Linked DNA regions of Homo sapiens: region 1 is linked to region 2. Evidence: read pairs that join two places in POLR2A ChIA-PET (ENCODE). Cell type or tissue: A673. All regions are shown on one strand. Links, peaks and the distances in the headings refer to the core of each region. The heading gives the core; the rest is flanking DNA.

What was found. Peaks named below come from ENCODE experiments on the same cell type or tissue, not always from the same donor. Only the 100,000 strongest peaks of a DNase experiment are listed, where the experiment ranks them.
Region 1: POLR2A ChIA-PET joins it to region 2 with 14 read pairs; 2 of 35 experiments call an interaction of 5 or more read pairs at or near these places.

What each region holds. Positions count from the first base shown.
Region 1 is chr11:32,186,171-32,191,550 of GRCh38, reverse strand. No RefSeq gene overlaps it. Among named protein-coding and RNA genes, the nearest start is that of SNORA88, 45 kb to the right of the region's middle. In A673, for the core only: a CTCF peak has its summit at 2,562; a DNase peak (open chromatin) is centred at 2,570; H3K27me3 peaks cover 1,753 bases.
Region 2 is chr11:32,134,233-32,139,612 of GRCh38, reverse strand. LOC107984322 (a long non-coding RNA gene) reads right to left here and starts at 2,777. Exons shown (of 2, transcript XR_001748165.2): 1 at 2,371-2,777. It also overlaps the pseudogene THEM7P. RefSeq lists an enhancer at 1,624-1,713. In A673, for the core only: no CTCF peak of the experiment used is centred there; a DNase peak (open chromatin) is centred at 2,132.

The DNA of each region.
Region 1 (5,380 bases), core at 144-5,143, 52 kb before region 2:
GGTCTGTTGTGTCCTGATGGATACTGCCTTAGGGAAATGCTCTCAGCAGCCATGGGGTCTGCAAGGTTTTATGTGAAGAGTTGATGCCACAGTTAATCTCTTTCATTCTGATAGCTTTATGTTTAAATGTGAACCAGAGTAAAAGTAGATAATTGTATCATATTTATATAACTAGACTTCACCCTTAGAAAACCCAGTAGCTAAAACCTAAGTTTGTTCACTTTGTTTGTTTACTATTTATTATATTGGGTACCTGTAACAGGTAGAAAATTCTGAGAAAATCTTAAAATACAGGATACTTGCCCTCATCCATTCCTTTTGCTAGACTGAGATGTACATAATCAAATGAAAATTTAAAATAGGAAGCCCACATATGAGCACAAACTTATACAGTACAGTACAAATCGCGGCAGATTTCTGATTTTAATTAGTTTCAGAAAAATGGAAAGTTAATTGGAAATCACGGCAGAACTTCTGATTTTTAATTAGTTTCAGAAAAATGAACCCACCCCATTCTCCGTGCTTTAGAACTTCCTCTGCCTTGATAGTGATTCTTTGAAGAACAGAGGATTAGGATAGAAAATCATGGTACCTTTCAGGATTCTGAAAGAGCCACAGACTTGCACTAGTTGTGAAAATGGAGATGGCAGCCACTTACTGAGCTGTGCGTCTGGTTCTGGGCTGTCGGCTTGATATGCATGGTCTAATTTCATTTCATTCTTGCAATAACCTGATGTCCTAGGTGCTATTTGCTCCATCTTATAGAGAAGAAAACTAAGGCTTAATGAGGTGAAACAGAGAATGACTGCTACGTTCATTCATTCCCCAAGTTCTTCCTGAGCACCCTGTCTTACCAGGCACTGAATGTGCAGTGGTTGATGGAACAAACCCTCCCAGAACGGAGAGTGCAATCTGGCTACGGCCACCTCCAAAGCCTATGCTCTTAACCAGCATGAAGGGAGAAACGCCATTCAGGTTAAAAAAAAAATGCTGAATAGAATCTGTCAACGCAGCCCCACAGACTGGATTAAAAATGGTCAGACTGGGCCGGGCACGGTGGCTCACACCTGTAATCCCAGCACTTTGGGAGGCCGAGGTGGGTGGATCACGAGGTCAGGAGATCGAGACCATCCTGGCTAACATGGTGAAACCCCGTCTCTACTAAAAATACGAAAAATTAGCCTGGTGTGGTGGCAGATGCCTGTAGTCCCAGCTACTTGGGAGGCTGAGGCAAGAGAATGGTGTGAACCCAGGAGGCGGAGCTTGCAGTGAGCCAAGATTGCGCCACTGCACTCCAGCCTGGGCAACAGAGTGAGACCTCAAAAAAAAAAAAAAAAAAAAGGTCAGACTGGCGAGAATGGCATTAGCTTGCTCATGGTCTCCACCAGCACTGTGGCACGACGATCAAACGCTGCTGTCATACTATCAGTGGGTCCAAACAACTCTGCCTGGTAAAATAAGGGGCCACATTATTGCCAAGGAGAGGTGAATGGAAGGCTGGGGTGTTTGCTGCCAATTGTTGATCGCGTTATATCCAAATCAGCATCAATATGGGGCTTGGGATGGGAGTTCACTGTAATATATCTAAAATCTTGAGCAGCACTCAGAAAAATACAGTTCAACCATTCCACTTCTAATAATGTGTTGTTATTGTAATTGTATTACCCAAATCTTATTTCTTTTAAGTTTTTCTAAAACTCTAGCCCTGAGTCTCTCAACCTCGGCACTATTGGCATTTGGAGCCTGATAATTCGTGGTTGTGGAGGGCTGTCGCGTGCACTGTAGAACATTTAGCACATCCCTGGACTCTACCCACCAGGTGCCACTGGCACATTCCCTGCCCCCAATTGTGACAACCAAAAATGGCTCCAGACATTGCCAAATATCCCCTGGGGAGCAGAATTGCCCCCTGGGGCTTGGGGTTAAGAACTACTGCTCTATAGAACTTGAGAAACAAAAAAATAAAAATAAAGGATAAAACAAAAAGAACTACTGCTCTAGGTCTATTGTATTATAGGCCTATTGTATTATATTTCATATTATCAGGCCAGTTGGCCAGCCAGCATTTACTGGGTATGTGCTAGAAGGCACCGGGGTCACAATGCGATTGGAGTTATGTTGGGAGGTCTCTCCATCAGGCAGAGGGTGAGTGTGACTGGGCCTTGAAGGGTTGGGGTGGGGAGGAAGAGTGAGCAGGCATGCACACAGCCTGTTTGGGGCCCAGGAGCATTATGTGTGGAGCAGGAATAGAAGAGAAGCCACGGCAGGTGGGTTGGGATTGGAGAGTCTTGAATGGCTGCACACAGCTGGGTCAGAGACTCTCAGGGGATAGGGGTTTCTTGTCAGGGTGTGGGGGCTGTAGATGAGTAGGGATCCCATGGGATTCTTCCTCATCCTGGGTCTGAGGTCTCTCCCTCAGCCCCTGGGGTGTGAGATCCTCACCTCTGTCCTCTGCCCATCGTGCAGATGCTGCTTCTCCTGCGTCCTCTGCATCTTGATGCTTTCTTATTCCTGCTCCTGGTTTCTGTTGGGTGGCTTCTCTCTGAAGCTCTCTGTTTACACTCTAGAGGGAGACTTTGAGTCTGTTTGGCGTAACAAGTTACCATTATCCTCCTTGGGCAGTTTTTGCACTGGCTACATCCTAGGTCATGGTTAGCCTAGCGCTGGGTGGCTGTGAGGCCAAGTGCTCAGCCATGGTCCAGTTCTCAGCTCTGTCTTGCTTGTGGATCTGCCTTGGGCTACTTTCCATATGACAGAGTGTGACAATGACTGGCACCATGGTTGACGTATCTGGAATGACAACCTAAGGGGTTGAGATTCTAATTCTGCAGACATTGAGCAGGGTCTCTAGGGTTCTGAGGGAGTGAAAGCTAACACCTCCCTTCTCCAGGGGCTCCATGTTGGAGAGGGATAGTCCTGAGGTTAAGCCTGGCCTGGATTCAAACCCCAGCGTGTTCACTGTTCACTTACTTCAGGCAGATTTAACCACTCAAAGCCTCAGTTTAGAGGTTGATGATGATGATAATAGTATCTACATCTCCAGCAAGCAGGGACTTTGCCTTTTTGCTGCTGGATCACAAGCTCCTAGCACAGTGCCTGGCACATAGTAGGTGCCGAGTACCTGTTTATTAAATAGGAATAGAGGCATTTATTGAGGATTAACAACACTCCAAGTGCTGTTCTAAGCATTTTACATGCACCAACTCATTACTTCTCACACTGGTGGGAGGGGGTAGAAACTGTTATTAACCTCTTTTTCCAGATGAAGAAACTGAGATCTGGAAAAGTTAAGTCACATAATGGAGGCACCTACAAAAATATTCAGGCAGCCTGGCTCCAGGACCTAAGCTCTTTGCTACCATGTTGTGTTTTTTTGGAATCCAAGATTCATTGATATAATCAGAAAAAGAGTAAGCCCTTAACAGATGGTAGCCACTTAAAAAAAAAAGAAGACACTTCCCATTAAACAGTAGATCCTGAAAACATGAGAAGGAAAGAACAGTACCTCAATACTAGGTATTATACAAATGCTTATCAGCTGGACAATCTGTCTGACCCTCTGTCTCTCTAGAACATAGGTATAGTTAAAAATAATTCTAGTGATGGCCAGGCGCAGTGGCTCATGCCTGTAATCCTAGCACTTTTGGAGGCCAAGATGGATGGATTGCCTGAGCTCGGGAGTTCAAGACCAGCCTGGGCAACATGGTGAACCCCGTCTCTGCTAAAATACAAAAAATTAGCCAGGCATGGTGGCACATGCCTGTAGTCCCAGCTACTCAGGAGGCTGAGGCACGAGAATCGCTTGAACCTGGGAGGCAGAGGTCACAGTGAGTCAAGATTGCACCACTGCACTGCAGCCTGGGCAACAGAGCGAGACCCTGTCTCAAAAAAAAATTTATAATAATAATAATAATCCTCAGTGATGATGCAGAGTTTACTGTGTTCTAAGCCCTTTATCTATATTAATTCTTCTAAAGATCGAATGAGGCAGGCATTTGTTATTCTCTGCATTTATAGGAGAAACAAAAAGAGGCACAGAGAAGTTAATTGCTCAGTCACACAGCTAGGAAATGGTGATGCTGGGATTTGAACTCAGGTGGTCTGGCTCATAACCAGTAGGTTATGCTGCCTGGGGAGACTCCCCTATGTGGACTGATTATGATGATACAGTCTACCAGTCACATGCAGCAATAGTAAGACTTTTCAGAGTCTCTGTTCCCCCAAGCAAAGGTGAAGGTATTTTAAATCTCAAATGTGTGATTCAGAGTCATGGCATGAAAATACCTCTGTGTGCTGCATAAATTGTGTGCAATCTCTGCTTCATTTTGCATGCATGCTTGAAGAACATTATTTTTCTTTCTATTACTTTGTGGCTTTTTAGTGTCTGGACATTCACCTATATTATCTCAAATATACTGTGAATTCCTTAAGAGCCATTTTCTCATCCAGAACTGCTTCATACCATGATCCTGACCACAATGGCCTCCAAACCTATATGAACCTATTTAAACACAATGCAAAACTTCTTTGATTCACTTGTGTCATTTGCAGTTAATGGAAATACCCTGAGTGTGTGTCATGCCCAGGGCAACGTGGAGGATAGCAAAGGTGGATAAGGCAGGCTTCTTGTTTCTGAGAGTTTGCAATCTACAGGGCCAGTTTGCTATGAAAACAGCCGCATATAATGAAGGCAGAATAAAGAAGTGCTCAGTTAAGATATAAGATGTGTGTTGTGGAAATGCTGTGAATGGAAGAATTAATTTTGCTTGGAGAGAATGGAATATTTTATCTGGACTGAAAGGAGCAAGGATCATTATGTTGGGAAGGAGGGAAAGGTGCTTGCCGCTAGGTGAGGTGACAAAAGTCAGTTGGGACTACATTGTTAGAGGATCCAAGTGGCAATTGAAGGAGTTTGAACATTATTCTGTAGGCAGTGGGGAGCCATTGAAGGATTTTGAGCAGCAGAGTGACATAATCAGCTTGTATTTTAGGAAGACAACTGGGTCAATGTGAAGGCCAGACAGGGGAAGGAAAGACTGGCTGCTAGGAGGTCATCTCCTAGAAGGTCATTTCAGTAGCCCAGGTGAAGGATGAAGGGGCCCTAGCTAAGTGGAAGTAGAAATGAGTAGGGGGAGATGGATATTTGTGACTGTGGAAGTGAGTTGACACAACCCAGTTACTGATCAGCTATCAGAGGTAATTGAAATAGAGGAACTGAAGTTAACGAGTTTGGTTTCCATCAAGATGAGTTTGTAGTGACAGAGGAGCCACAGAGTGGGCCAGATCCTATCCTCCTTTCCCCTAACCCACAGCACTGTGCAGTAACAGCCTGATGCCACATGACCTGCACAGGAGGTGATCGTCCTGTCTTTTGAATTAT
Region 2 (5,380 bases), core at 233-5,232:
GGTGAACTGTGAGTCAATTAAATCTCTTTCCTTTATAAATTATCCAGTCTCAGGTAGTACCTTTACAGCAGTGTGAGAATGGACCAATACTGTCCCTAAGTAACTTGCCTTGCCTTCCAGATGCACAAAAGGCATCCAGCTCAGGTAACTCACTGAGCATTGTTCAGCATGAAGCCTATATTTCAGTTAGCTCCTGCTGTGTAACAATTCATCTCAAAATTCACTAAGATTCACAAAAACAATAATGATTAATGTTGCTCATGAGTCTTTTATCTTTACTAGATAGTTCTTTTAGTCAGAGCTGGGCTTTCTCTGCACCTGTGGTCAGTTAGGTATCTTTATTGATCTTGGTTGTACTCCTTCACATGTCTAGGGCTTGGCTGGGACAACTGGGGTGACTTGGCAGTGTTTTATGTGGTCTCATACTGCAACAGGTTAGCCTGGGCTTGAGCTCATGGCAGAAGAAGGATCTAAGAGAGCAAGCACAAACACTGCAAGCCCTCTTGAAGCCTAGAGTTGGAATTTGCACACCACTTACACTCTATTTGATTGGCCAAAGCAAGTCAAAGGCCTGGCCAGAGTCATAGTGGGTGGGGACAATGAAATTACAGGCAAGGGGCATGAATATAGGAGGTCGTTAATCAGGGCCAGCAATGAATCGATCCTCCACAAAGCCAAAGTGTTTGTTACCACCTGCATGACACTTTCGCATGTGGGGGACACACAGGGATCCCAAACAGGGCTGCTTAAGGCTCTGCTTTGCTCTCAGGCCCCCTGCCTCTTCAGGCATCAGAGGCCACTGTTCTGGGCCCTTGGGGTTTCCTTTTCAGGAGATTATAATTTTGGCTTATTTTCTTACAAATGGTCTTTCTGAACATGAAATATCCAAGGAAAGTCCTTGCCATATTAGAAAAAAAACTGTGGGAACTGGATATGTATAGATTTAGAATTTTATTACTTTTAAGGGTATATGACTTACTTCTCAAGTATTTTCTTTTTCTTTTTTTTTTTGAGATGGAGTCTCGCTCTGTTGCCCAGGCTGGAGTGCAGTGGCGCGATCTCAGCTCACTGCAAGCTCCGCCTCCCGGGTTCACGCCATTCTCCTGCCTCAGCCTCCCGAGTAGCTGGGACTACAGGCGCCCACTACCATGCCTGGCTAATTTTTTGTATTTTTTAGTAGAGATGGGGTTTCACCGTGTTAGCCAGGATGGTCTCGGTCTCCCGACCTTGTGATCCGCCCGCCTCGGCCTCCCAAAGTGCTGGGATTACAGGCGTGAGCCACCGCGCCCGGCCTTTCTCAAGTACTTTCAATGGAGTCCCAGCTCCTCTCTAATTCTCTCTTTCCTTGCTCCAGGGAAATCATTTATCCTGGTTTTACTCCCATCTCCAGACCTCTTGGTCTCATTCTCCCTGGAGCATCCTTCTTTGTGCGCTCTTGAGTTCTCCCAGAAGCAGATGTTGAAACTAAGATTTGAGTGTGAGTGATCTATCTGGGAGGTGATCATAGGGCACACCAGTGGAGCCATTGAGAAGTGAGACAGGGAAGTGAAAGATGCAAGTACAGGGTATAGTAATGAGGAGGTAACTGCTGTGAGCAACTGCGGCTAGATCCCACCGGGACCTCTGTGAGATGGTGGGGAACACATTTGAGTTGTCCCACAAGAGTCCCATCAACATTGGCTAAGGGCTGTTTACCCTGGCATTTCTGGCCTGCATCAAGCTCAACTTGAGAGAAAGCCCTTGGATGGAGTTACAATAGGATGCCATTGGCATGCTTGGAAACAGTGAGTGCTGAGCACATTGGGCAGGGTACTGAGGCTCCTGTCATAACCCCATAAATGCAGGTTTTGCCCTCTATTCTCTTTTCTGCCCATACTCAGTGCTCTCTATGTGCAATCTCATACACTTCATGGCTTCAATATCAATCCACATACCAATTTTTGCCAAATCTCTGTCCCCAGCCATATTCTCTTTCTCAGGTTTTAAGCTTCTATTTTCCACTGCTTAATAGAATTCTCCACTTGAATGTCCAACAGGCATCTTGAAGGAAACACGTCAGAAGCTAAACTTATCACCCTTTTCTTCCTACCCCTCTCCGGACCACACATTCCTTTCATAATCTCATTCTTAGTGGATGACATCACCATTCTCATCCTCCTAAGCTAGAAATTTGAGTCATCTTTTTGCAACATCCCTATGATTAGTCTTCCTGCTGTCATATTTTCCTGCTCCAACCTATCCAATATTTAGCAGCCAGAACTATTTTCATACAGTGTGCTCATACCACTTTCCTGAAAGCATGTCTATCATCTGTTGTAAAAGACACCTTTTGAGATATCTGCCTTGCTCCTAATGGCCCCTGTAACTTACCTTTATATTCGCATAGATGAGTCTGTTGCAACCGTGTTACCTTTAAGACTATCCTCATCTCCACCATCACAGTTAGTTGTATGAGCTTCACTAGTCAGAGTCTCCCAGGGACTTCTAGTGTTCTTGAATAGAGAGAAAGTAAAACTTGAGCTGGGCATAGCAATATTTCTTCTACCATACTGACTGAAAACACAGAAAACTGGTCCATAGAGAAAGAAAGAAGAAGCTGTGATGGACATGTTTTGACTGTCCAGTATCTCTGTGAGAAATCACCCTTTTCATTCTCAGTCCACGGTTCAGGTGGACTCCCATCAGGGAGGCATGGCCAGAGAACTCTGCTCCCCTGACTACAGTGATTGGCTTGAGGTTGAACACATGACTCAGGCTTGACCAATCAGTGTACTCTGATTTCTGGCTACAGTGATTAGTTCAAGAGTGGGTTTATGACCCAACACCAGGCCAATCAGCCATTCCCAGAGCTTTAGCTGGAACTGTCAGGCAAGAGACTCTCTTTTGGCGACAATCATGAGGTATATAGATGATTTAAGATGAGGGTGGCCATCTTTGCCACCACGTAAAGAGATTCTTCTTGAAAATGAAGCAAATGAAGAGGAAAGAAGAACAAAATAGTGACAAGATTCCCATGAAGGCACTTGAACTGTTGCATCCAACAGTGCCTGGAGTTGTATTTATTATACTTCTGGACACCTCACTTAAAAAAAGTTGTGGTAACCTATACAAAGCATTTACTATTTTAACCATTTTTAAGTGTAAAGTTCTGTGGCATTAGGTATCTTCACATTATTGTGCAGTTGTCACCACCATCCATCTGTGGAATATTTTCATCTTCCCACACTTCCCAATTCCTCCTTGGCCCCAGCCCCTGGCAAGCACCCTTTTACTTTTTGTCTCTATGAATGTACTATAGGTACCTCACAGAAGTAGAGTGATACAATATTTGTCATTTCGTGACTAGCTTATTTCACATAGCGAAATGTCCTCAAAGTTAACCCCTGCTATAGCATGTGCCTAGACTTCCCTTTGAGAGTAAAAAAAATCCCTTTCTGGCTTAAACTATTTTGAGTTATATTTCTGTCACTTATGACCAAAAGAACAGGTTAATAGAAAATGGATATGGAGAGGGGGGGGGAAAAAAACCAAGATAAAAGATTGAGGCGATCACACCTGTAATCCCAGCACTTTGGGAGGCTGAGGCAGGTGGATTGCTTGAGGTCAGGAGTTCAAGACCAGCCTGACCAACATGGCAAAACCCCATCTCAATTAAAAATACAAAAAATTAGCTGGTCGTGATGCTGCGCACCTGTAGTCCCAGCTACTCGGGAGGCTGAGGCAGGAGAATCGCTTGAACCTAGGAGGCGGAGATTGCAGTGAGCCGACATGACGCCACTGCACTCCAGTTTGGGTAACAGAGGGAGACCTTGTCTAAAAAAAAAAAAAAAAAAAAAAAAAAAGAAAGAAAAAAAAAGAGAGAGGAGGAGAGTTTCTTTAGCTTTCCAGTTACCAATTTCAGCCTCTTTTTAAGTCTGACTATATAAAGCCCTTGAGTTCTCTGAACACTGAAGGTCATCTTTTTCACTTTTAGGCCAGTTTATTTGGTTAAAAGCAGAGTTGTAACCAACACACCTCCTCATTCTATCTAGGATAAAGCCTGAACTTCTCCAGCATGGATAAAGAGCTTCCATCTGCTTTAGGGCCTGTCCCCACCAGGTGAATCCTATTCTTAATCCTCTCAGAAGCTCTTGCCATTTACCAAATAATCTCCCTTTCTCCTGCCTCTCTGCCTCATGCTGTCCTCTCTGCCTAGAATGTCTCTCTTTTCCTAACCAGAAAACTCCTACATAGCCTTCAAGACTCTGCTCAAGTGTTACCTTCTCTTTGCAGGCTTCTCTGACTTCCTTTTCACTCTCCCAAGCCAAGGACACCTTGTATAGCAACTGTTTGTAGGTTTATCAGTCATTAGTCTAAGAGCTCCATGAGGTCATGGGTTGTGTTTGCTTCTTTGTGTCCCAGGACCTGGCACAATTGCTGGCACTTAGTGAGTTTTTCTTGAATAAATGAATATAAAAATTACTTGATAATTTTCAATATTTGATATCCAAATAATACACTGAAAGCTTTAAAAATATTTTATCATCTAAATGGGTTAAGTATGTCTCTGAAAGCTTTTTAAAACTTACTACTTCCACCACTAATAAAAAATTCAGAGTGAGCCTTCAGCCCAGTGCACACAGATTTAACAAACATTTCCAAGAGTGGAAACCCAGATTCATGAGACTTGACCATATTTAGTCAGAAGGAGAACAGCATTTTCTGTGGCCTGGTTTGTTCTTTGCAGTATTTATTCTTTTTAAGGACATATGATGCCAGTAAATTTCTAGTTATATTGGATTGTTCTTTAATCCTTAGATTCCTGGGTGAACTACAGAACTGATGGGTCCTGACATAACGAAAAAATTCCACCTTCCTTTGCTGCCTAGCACTGCCTCTTTCTTTTTCTTTTTTTGTTGCAATTGTCTCTCACTGACGTATTTGAAGGATATTTGAGCTGGAAAGCTCAACCAAATGATGCGTTTTTGCTAATATGATGACTTCTCCATAGACTTCTTTAGATTTATATATGTTCCTGTGCAACTTATCAAACCTTCTCATAGTGCCTCCTGGCTTATCATGGCTTTTGAAAGAATAGAGGATCTTTGTCATTTGAAAAGTTTCATGTCTTTGATTTTTTTTCACCCACTGGTATTAGGATTCACAAGTACAGACTATTTTCTTCAAATTTCTCTCTTCACCTAATTCTGTTTTTTCTCCAAAAAAGTACTTTGTATGATTTTGGTATTATTACATGTTCATTTGGAAACTTGGAAAAGGATAAAGAAGAAAAGAATCATCATTGATAATCTCACAGAGACTAATTTTGTTAAGATATTGGTATATTTGCTACTTGCTAAGATATTGCTATATTCTTCTCCATTCTGTTCTTTCTTTAAAA